Regions from separate parts of the Homo sapiens genome. Here region 1 is linked to region 2. Evidence: chromatin contacts called from ENCODE Hi-C or POLR2A ChIA-PET data. All regions are on one chromosome and are shown on one strand. Each heading gives the region's core, a stretch centred on a gene start or an enhancer-like site at or near the end of the contact. The rest is flanking DNA. Distances are from core to core; before and after follow the strand shown. Region 1 holds the start of ZNF845 (zinc finger protein 845). Region 2 holds the start of ZNF888 (zinc finger protein 888).

The links. Hi-C counts contacts between places; a loop is a spot of excess contacts on that map. ChIA-PET counts read pairs that join two places held with the same protein, here RNA polymerase II (POLR2A). Pooled maps may share reads with other maps.
Region 1: a loop to region 2 is called in a pooled map, with 10 times the contacts of the local background. The contact joins the promoter of ZNF845 here to the promoter of ZNF888 in region 2. A Hi-C loop is called at or near these places in 8 of 50 pooled maps. POLR2A ChIA-PET finds 5 or more read pairs at or near these places in 2 of 52 experiments (GM12878 and K562).

Annotation. Positions count from the first base shown.
Region 1 is chr19:53,332,499-53,336,438 of GRCh38, reverse strand. ZNF845 (zinc finger protein 845) reads right to left here and starts at 2,690. Exons shown (of 4, transcript NM_138374.3): 1 at 2,647-2,690. RefSeq lists enhancers at 2,202-2,291, 2,562-2,611, 2,710-3,574 and a silencer at 2,682-2,901.
Region 2 is chr19:52,921,851-52,926,287 of GRCh38, reverse strand. ZNF888 (zinc finger protein 888) reads left to right here and starts at 2,860. Exons shown (of 5, transcript NM_001393938.1): 1 at 2,860-2,919. ZNF888-AS1 (ZNF888 antisense RNA 1) reads right to left here and starts at 2,939. Exons shown (of 2, transcript NR_186336.1): 1 at 2,824-2,939; 2 at 2,209-2,615. RefSeq lists enhancers at 2,478-2,647, 2,928-2,977, 2,467-3,198, 3,199-3,932 and a silencer at 2,738-2,787.

The DNA.
Region 1 (3,940 bases), core at 1,441-3,940, 410 kb before region 2:
TCCCAAGTTCATGTGATTCTCATGCCTCAGGCTCCCGAGCAGCTGGAACTACAGATGCATGCCACCATGCCCAGCTTACTTTTTTAGTATTTTTACTAGACACAGGGTTTCACCATGTTGGCCAGAATGATCTCAAACTACTGACCTTAGGTGATTGGCTCCCAAAGTGCTGGGATTACAGGCATGAGCCACCACGCCCAGCTTTGATGTTCCTTTTTTTTTTTTTTTTGAGATGGAGTCTCGCTCTCGCCCAGGATGGAATGCAGTGGCGCAATCTTGGCTCACTGCAACCTCCGCCTCCTGGGTTCAAGTGATTCTCCTGCCTCAGCCTCCTAAGTAGCTGGAATTAGAGGTGCATGCCACCATGCCCAACTAATTTTTGAATTTTTAGGAGCAATGGGATTTCACCATGTTGGTCACGCTGGTCTTGAATTCCTGACCTTGTGATCCTTGTGATCCACCTGCCTCCGCCTCCCAAAGTGCTGGGATTACAGGCATGAGCCACTACGCCCTGATGTCCCTTTTAAAAAGTACTATGGGCCAGGCGTGGTGGCTCATGCCTGTAATCCCAGCATTTGGGGGGCCAAGGCGGGTGGATCATCTGAGGTTGGGAGTTTGAGACCAGCCTGACCAACATGGAGAAACCCCGTCTCTACTAAAAACACAAAATTAGCTGGATGCAGTGGCTCATGCCTGTAATCCCAGCTACTTGGGAGGCTGAGGCAGTAGAATCAGTCTGAACCTGGGAAGCGGAAATTGCAGCGAGCCGAGATTGTGCCATTGCACTCCATCCTGGACAAGAGTGAGATTCCATCTCAAAAAAACAAAAACAAAAACAAAAACAAAAAACAAAAAACGACTATGTAGGCCAGGCACGGTGGCTCCTCTCTGTAATTCCACCTGTAATCCCAGTAATTTGGGAGGCCAAGGCAGGACGATCCTTTGAGGCCAGAATTGAGACCAGCCTGGGAAACAGTGAAACCCCATTTCTACAAAAAAAAAATACAAAACCTAGCCGGACTTGGTGGCTCACGCCTGTGGTCCCAGCTACTCAGGAGGCTGAGGTAAGAGGATCGCTTGAGCCTAGGAGGTCGAGGCTGCAGTTAGAGGAGATCACACCACTGCACCCCAGCCTGGGCGACAGAGCCAGACCCTGTCTCAAACTATAAATTAATTAATTAAATTAAAATTATTACATAATAACAGAAAGTGATTTTTTTCTCCCACTTCACTGCCCCATTTCCTACCTCACCATGGGAAGAGGGAAGAGAGGCTCTCACAATTGAATTAAGTCACTACCCTCTGGCTGAATAGGGATTCCAAGTGGAAGCTGACCTCTAATGCCAAGATTTACAGAATGTATGTGTCTTATAGATAGGAATTTTAAAATTCTCAATATCATCTGTATAATTTAAACAAGTTCTAAGTTATTAGATTATATAAACAGAAGTCAACATATCACAACTAATCATATCCAATGAACTCACCCACTCATCTGAACCCAAAGTCCCCCACCCCTTTTAATCTTTTGAGACAGGCTCTGCTCTGTTGACCAGGCTGGAGTGCAGTGGCATGATCTCTGCTCACTGCAGCCTGGACCTCCTGGGCTCAAGTGATCCTCCTGCCTCAGCCTCCAGAGCAGCTGGGATTACAGGTGTGCACCATCACGCCCAGTTAAATTTTTTTTTTTTTTGACAGAGATGGGGGGGGGGGTCTCACTATTTTGCCCAGGCCGGTCTTGAACTCCTGGACTCAAGCAATCCCTCTGCCCCAGTCTCCTAAAGTGCTAGGATTACAGGCGTGAGCCACTGCGCCCAGCCCCCCTTTCTTCATTACTGTGCTTCCCTCCCTAATTCTGTACATATCTCTCATTCTCCCCTTCTCTCTCTAGCTCTTGTTTTCTTTTTCCCTGGGATCTGCTCCTCCTGCTGTTTTTTGTTTTGTTTTGTTTTTTTCATTTTTGCTCTCTCTTGGCAAATCCCTCACTCATCCTCTACTTTGCCATCTGTTATGGTCTTTCTCATTCTTCTTTTCTCTGTCTCAGGTTTTCTACTGCTCTCTCTCTCAGTCTCCTGATCCCTTTGGCCAACACAATCACAGGAGGGCTTTGGAGTAAGACGCCTGCATCCCGGAGGAGCGCATTTTCCAGGGGCTGGTGCAGGGCAGGCAAGAACACCCGGTGTCATAGGACAGCCCCGGGCACCTCCCCAACGCGGGCTCAGGGTAAGCGGTGACTGCGGTGGGGAGACCTGGGGAGCATAAGGGCCTGGAACGAGGAGGGAGGTGGGGGGCGACGGCGCCTTAAGACAAGACTGGGAGGCGCCAAGGGCGGGAATCCGCCTCGCGGTAAGGACTTTAAAAAGTGCGGGTCGGGAGGAGTCAGAAAAAGGTTTTGAGCAGGGAAACTACGCGATGGGAAGTGTATACATTGCCCTATAGCAGAAAGATTCGGGAAGGGACCATCCTCAGGGCGACTTTAAACCCAAAAGGAAGCGACCCCTGGACTCTGACGAGGACGTCTAAATTTGCTCTAGGTGAAGGAACACGGGTGAGAATTTCCAGGTCTATGGGGACCCCACGTCCCAGGTACAGAAGCGCCGGGGACTTGGGAAGCGCAGACTTAACACAACACAGAGCAAAACTCACCGCTGCGGTGGGACCATCACTCCATGCGATCCGCTTCCGGGTTTGCGCGAATCTGCGCGCGCAGGACAGAAGCCAGGCCTGGGCGGGACCCGCGGGGAGGTAGGCGGGGCCTGAGCGAGGTAGGGGCGGGGCGCGAAGCGGAGAGACCTTCCCCTTTAGAATTGGCAGAAGGCGGGGCCGGGGTGGGACCCGTGCGTCTCTCAACCTCGCTCCCAGCGCCTCTTGTTTTCGAGCTTTGGAGGCGAGACCGGACAGGAAGGCTGAGGCATGATTCAAAAGCCCTGGAATTGTCTGAAACGGGGATGCAAACTAGAATGTGAAATGCAAAGCCCTGCCTGGGTGGAACATACGATTTCATGCTGACGGCCCACAGAACAGAATAGAAATCCTCTCCCTTTCTATTCTCCATTCACTGGGAAAGGAGAGTCCACCCTGTCCTCAGCTTCAGAGATTTCCCTAGGGCCTCCCCCTGGGATGCGGGACGGAGTGCTCAGGCCAGGGAGGAGTGAGGTCACCACCTACTGCTTAAACACAGCAGAGATGCGGGCGCGGGGCGAAAGCCTGAGGTCCCAGCTACTCAGGAAGCAGTGGCAGGAGGATCGCTGAGCCGGGGGGGGGGTCCAAGTTAGCCTGGGCGACAAAGTAACACCTCCTCCGGCAGCGCTCCCTTCCTCGTCTCTCTCTCTCTCCTTTTTTAAAATTTCTTTAAATAAAATTTTTGATTTTGTGAGTTAGGGATCCAACATTATTCATTTTCACGTGGATATCCAGTTAGTTGTCCCAGCACATTTGTGGAAGAGATCTATTACTTTCATTTTTATATTTAGATTTTTCTTTTCTTTTCTTTTCTTTTTTGAGACAGAGTATTTCTCTGTCACCCAGGCTGGAGTGCAGTGGCGAGATCTCGGCTCACTGCAACCTTCACCTCCCGGGTTAAAGTAGTTCTCTTGCCTCAGCCTGCCAACTAGCTGGGATTACAGACGCGCGCCACCAAGCCTGGCTAATAGTTTTGTATTTTTAGTAGAGACTGGGTTTCACAACGTTGGCCAGGCTGGATTCGAACTCCTGACGTCAAGTGATCCACCTGCTTCGGACTCCCAAAGTGTTGGGATTACAGGCGTTAGCCACCGCGTCTGGCCAGGAAAACTCTTAGAAGTTGCGCCTGCATACCACTGGACTCAGCTTGCATGACCACATTCCTTTCAAGGCTCAGAATTATTTAAAGATCCATACATTTACATTGGAATTATTTGATGTTTGAAATATTTAATTTCCTACCGAGATACGGGTACTG
Region 2 (4,437 bases), core at 1,611-4,110:
GGGTTCACCCCATTCTCCTGCCTCAGCCTCCCAAGTAGCTGGTACTACAGACGCCCATGACCACACGCGGCTAATTTTTTGTATTTTTAGTAGAGATGGGTTTCACTGTGTTAGCCAGGATGGTCTCGATCTCCTGACCTTGTGATCTGCCCGCCTCACCTCCCAAAGTGCTGGGATTACAGGCGTGAGCCACCGCACCTGGCCGATTGTCCCTTCTTATGTAGTGATAAAGTAACCTTTCTTGAACTGTATCAATCCATCACCAGTCAAGTTGCTGCAACTTATCCACTGGTCTTGAATGGAAAATGTGTTGATTCTGGTAAAGCTTCTCTGTCTTTCCCTGTGTGTGAAACCTTAACATCTCTACTTGGGAACACAGACCCCCTTCATTTGGAGTTGATGTTTCCAGGTGGCTATCCTCAAGTTTTGTGTTCACATAAACTCTATACTTAATCATGTATTCTAAATTTTATTATTTACTGCTGATGTCGGTTTCTGTCGGATTGTAGGAGCCTCACTAGAGATGGCACCTGTCGCCATGTTGTAAAACTCACACTTGTCAAAAAGACATGGGTTAGCGTTTTCCCCCCTTCCTCAGGATGAAGCTAATTAGCTGACACAAATGGTCACCTCCATTACCAAGTAGAGCCAGGATGAACTATGTGTGACCAAGGGTATTGTCAAGTCCTCTTCCCTGAGGACTGATTAGTGTTTATCTTGAAAACATGTACTTAGGCTGGGCGCGGTGGCTCACGCCTGTAATCCCAGCACTTTGGGAGGCTGAGGTAGGTGGATCACCTGAGGTCAGGAGTTTGAGACCAGCCTGACCAAAAAGGTCAAACTCCGTCTCTACTAAAAATACAAAAATTAGCCCAGCATGGTAGCAGACGCCTGTAGTTCCAGCTATTCAGGAGGATGAGACAGGAGAATTGCTTGAACCCAGGAGGTGGAGGCTGCAGTAAGCTGAGATCTTGCCACTGCACTCTAGCCTGGGCAACAGAGTGAGACTCTTGTCTCCAAAAAAAAGAAAGAAAAAAGACAAAAGAAAACATGTACTTAATGGGTTGTATAGAACAGTGAAGTTTCTCTCTCTGTTTTCAACCTCTCAACTGTTTGCCTCTATTTCCCATTACATTCAGGTCTAAGGCTCTTTATTAATAAAATGGTTGTTATTTCCTTCTCTGTTATCATAGTGAAGATGATTTTTCATCTGGGGAAGATTTTTTAGTTTTCAATTGTATTTTCTCAACATTTAAAAAGTGAAGTAAAGAGTATTTCTTGGGCCCGGCACGGTGACTCACGCCTGTAATCCCAGCACTTCGGAAGGCCGAGGCAGGCGGATCACTTGAAGTCAGGAGTTTGAGACCAGCCTGGCCAACATGGTGAAACCCTGTCTCTACCAAAAGAACAAAAATTAGCCGGGCATGATGGCACGTGCCTGTAATACCAGCTACTATGCAGGCTGAGTCAGAAGAATTGCTTCAACCCAGAAGGCAGAGGCTGCAGTGAGCCGAGATCTTGCCAATGCACTCCAGCCTGGGTGACAGAGAAATACTCTGTCTCAAAAAAAAAAAAGAAAAAGAAAAAAAAGTAAATAAAAAAAAGAAACTAATAGATGTCATCCACAATTGTGCTGGGACAACTAACTGGATATCCACATGGAAAAGAATAAAGTTGGATCCCTATCTCACACAATGAAAATTTTATTTTAAAAATTAAAAAAAAAAGAGATGAGGAAGGGATCCCTGCGGCAGGGGGTGTTACTTTGTCACTCAGGCTGGCTTGGACCTCCGGGCTCAATGATCCTCCCGCCACTGCTTCCTGAGTAGCTGGACCTCAGGCTCCCGCCCCCACTTCCACATTTCTGCTGTGTTTAAGTAGCAGGTGGTGACCTCACTCCTCCCTGGCCTGAACACTCCCTCCGGCATCCCAGGCGGTGGCCCTAGGGAAGTCTCTGAAGCTGAGCACAGGGTGGACTCTCCCTCCGAAGCAAATGGAGAATAGAAAGGGAGAGATTTCTATTCTGTTCTGTGTACCATCAGCATGAGATCGTACTTTCTGCCTAGGCAGGGCTTTGCATTTCACGTTCTAGTTTGCATCCCTGTTCCAGACAATTCCAGGGCTTTTGAATCATGCCTCAGCCTTCCTGGCCACTCTTGCCTCCGGTGTAGCAGGACGAGCCACAGACAAAACCTCTCAGACACCGAGTTGTAGAAGGAAGGGCTTTATTCAGCTGGGAGCATCGGCAAGCTGCCTTAAAATCCGAGCTCCCCGGGTGCACAATTTCTGTCCCTTTTAAGGGCTCACAACACTAAAGATTTCACATAAAAGGGTCGTGATTGAGCAATCTAGGGGATACGTAACAGGGACTACAGTCCCAGATATATACACAGGGGTTTCGTGCACTGGTAGAGAGAAACAGAACAGGGCAGGGAGTTTCATAATGTTCTTCTATACAATGTCTGGAATCTATGAAAAACATTGGTTTCTAAGTTATGAGTTGATTTTTAACTATTGGGTTTAGGCCAGGCAGGCCCAGGCCTGGTTTTGGGCGTGGCGCAGGGCTGCCTGTCTTCGGTTTTACTTCCTTGTTGTTTTTTTTCTTAAAACAGGTACTGAGTATAAAACAATATAAAACAATATGAGAGGGTCTGTCTCTTCCCTCACCAAAACCCGAAAAACAGCGGCTAGGTACGCGGCTGAGAGAAGCACAGATCCGCCCCCGCCCCGCGTCTGCCGGTTCTACAGGGCAGGTCTCTCCGCCTGGCGCCCCGCCCCTACCTCGCCCAGGCCCCGCCCCTACCTCGCCCAGGCCCCGCCCACCTCGTTGGCTCCACGGAGGCCTGGCTTCTGTCCTGTGCTTGTAGATTCGCCCGGACCAGGAAGCGGATCGCGTGGACTGGAAGTCACACTGCGGCGGTGAGTTTTGCTCTGTGTTGTATTGAGGCTGTGCCTCCAGGTCCCCGGCAATTCTGTACCTGGGATGTGGGGTCTCCACAGACCTGGAAATTCTCGCCCTTCTTCCTTCAACAAGAGCAAATGGAGACATTCCCCTAGGAGTCCGGAAGTCACTTCCTTTTGGGTTTAAAGTCGCCCTGAGGCTGCCCTGTCCTCGGTCTTTTTGCTATAGGGCAATGTATACAGTTTGTATCGCGTAGTTTTCCCGTTCACAACCGTTTGTTGACTCCTCCCACCCCGCGCTTTTTAAAGTCCTCACCCGAGAGGTGGATCCCTGCTCTGGCGCTTCCCAGCCTCACCCTCGTCGGCCCCTGGAGCCCAGCGCTGACACCACAGTCCCAGGGAGGCCGCGTTCTCTGCCCGGTGGTGGGATCCTGCGGACCCCACCCTTGTCCGAAGGCGTCATCTCCCCCCCACCTCCCTCCTCATGCCGGGCCCTGTTGCTCCCCAAGTCTCCCCTCCGCAGTCACCGCTTTCCCTGAGCCCGCGTTGGGGAGGTACCCGGGGCCTGTCCTGTGACACGGGGTGTTCTTGCCTGCCCAGCTCCAGCCCCTGGAAAATGCGCTTCTCTGGGATGCAGGCGTCTTACTCCAAACCCTCCTGTGATTGTGTGGGCCAAAGGGATCAGGAGACAGAGAGAGGGAATCAGAGAGCAGTAGAAAACCTGAGACAGATAAAAGAAGAAGGAGAAAGACCCATAACAGATGGCAAAGTAGGGGATGGTCAGGGATTTGCCAAGAGACAGCAAAAGTGAAAAAACAAAAGATAACAAAGCAGGAGGAGAAAAGCAACTGGAGAAATGTAGAGAAAAGCTGGATGTACAGAGAGATGAAGGACAGACAGCAAGGTAGGGAGAGGGGCAGCAAACAGAAAGGCTCATGAGAATGAGGGAGAGGAGGAGGGATTTGGAGCCAGGGCAGACAGAGCAGAGTGGTGCTGGTGGCAAGGAGAACAGAGGGAGAACCACAGCAGGGAGGACACCTGGGAAATCTGGGGTGCCAGAGAGTGGGGCCAGGGGGGTATAACGGGGAAGAGAGAATTTAACAGGGAGAGCTCAGGAGAGATGGGAGAAGAGGTGGAAATCTATGGACATTGAGAACAATCTAAAGATTGGGGAAAAGGAGCAACAAGAGGTTAAATAAGCTGTGGATGGAGTCCAGCTAATTTTTGTATTTTTAGTAGAGACAGGATTTCACCATGTTGGCCAGGCTGGTCTCAAACTCCTGACTTCAGGTGATCCACCTGCCTCGACCTCCCAAAGTGCTGGGAATACAGGTGTGAGCCATCACACCTGGCCACCTATGTATTCTTGAATGAAAAAAGTTACTTCTGTCTTAGTTCAACAGCTGACTCTCTTTCCCTGTTTTCTTTTCTTTCTTTCTTTCTTTCTTTTCTTTTATGAGATGCAGTTTTGCTCTTGTTGCCCAGGCTGAAGTGCAATGGCACGATCTTGGCTCACTGCAATCGCCACCTCCCTGG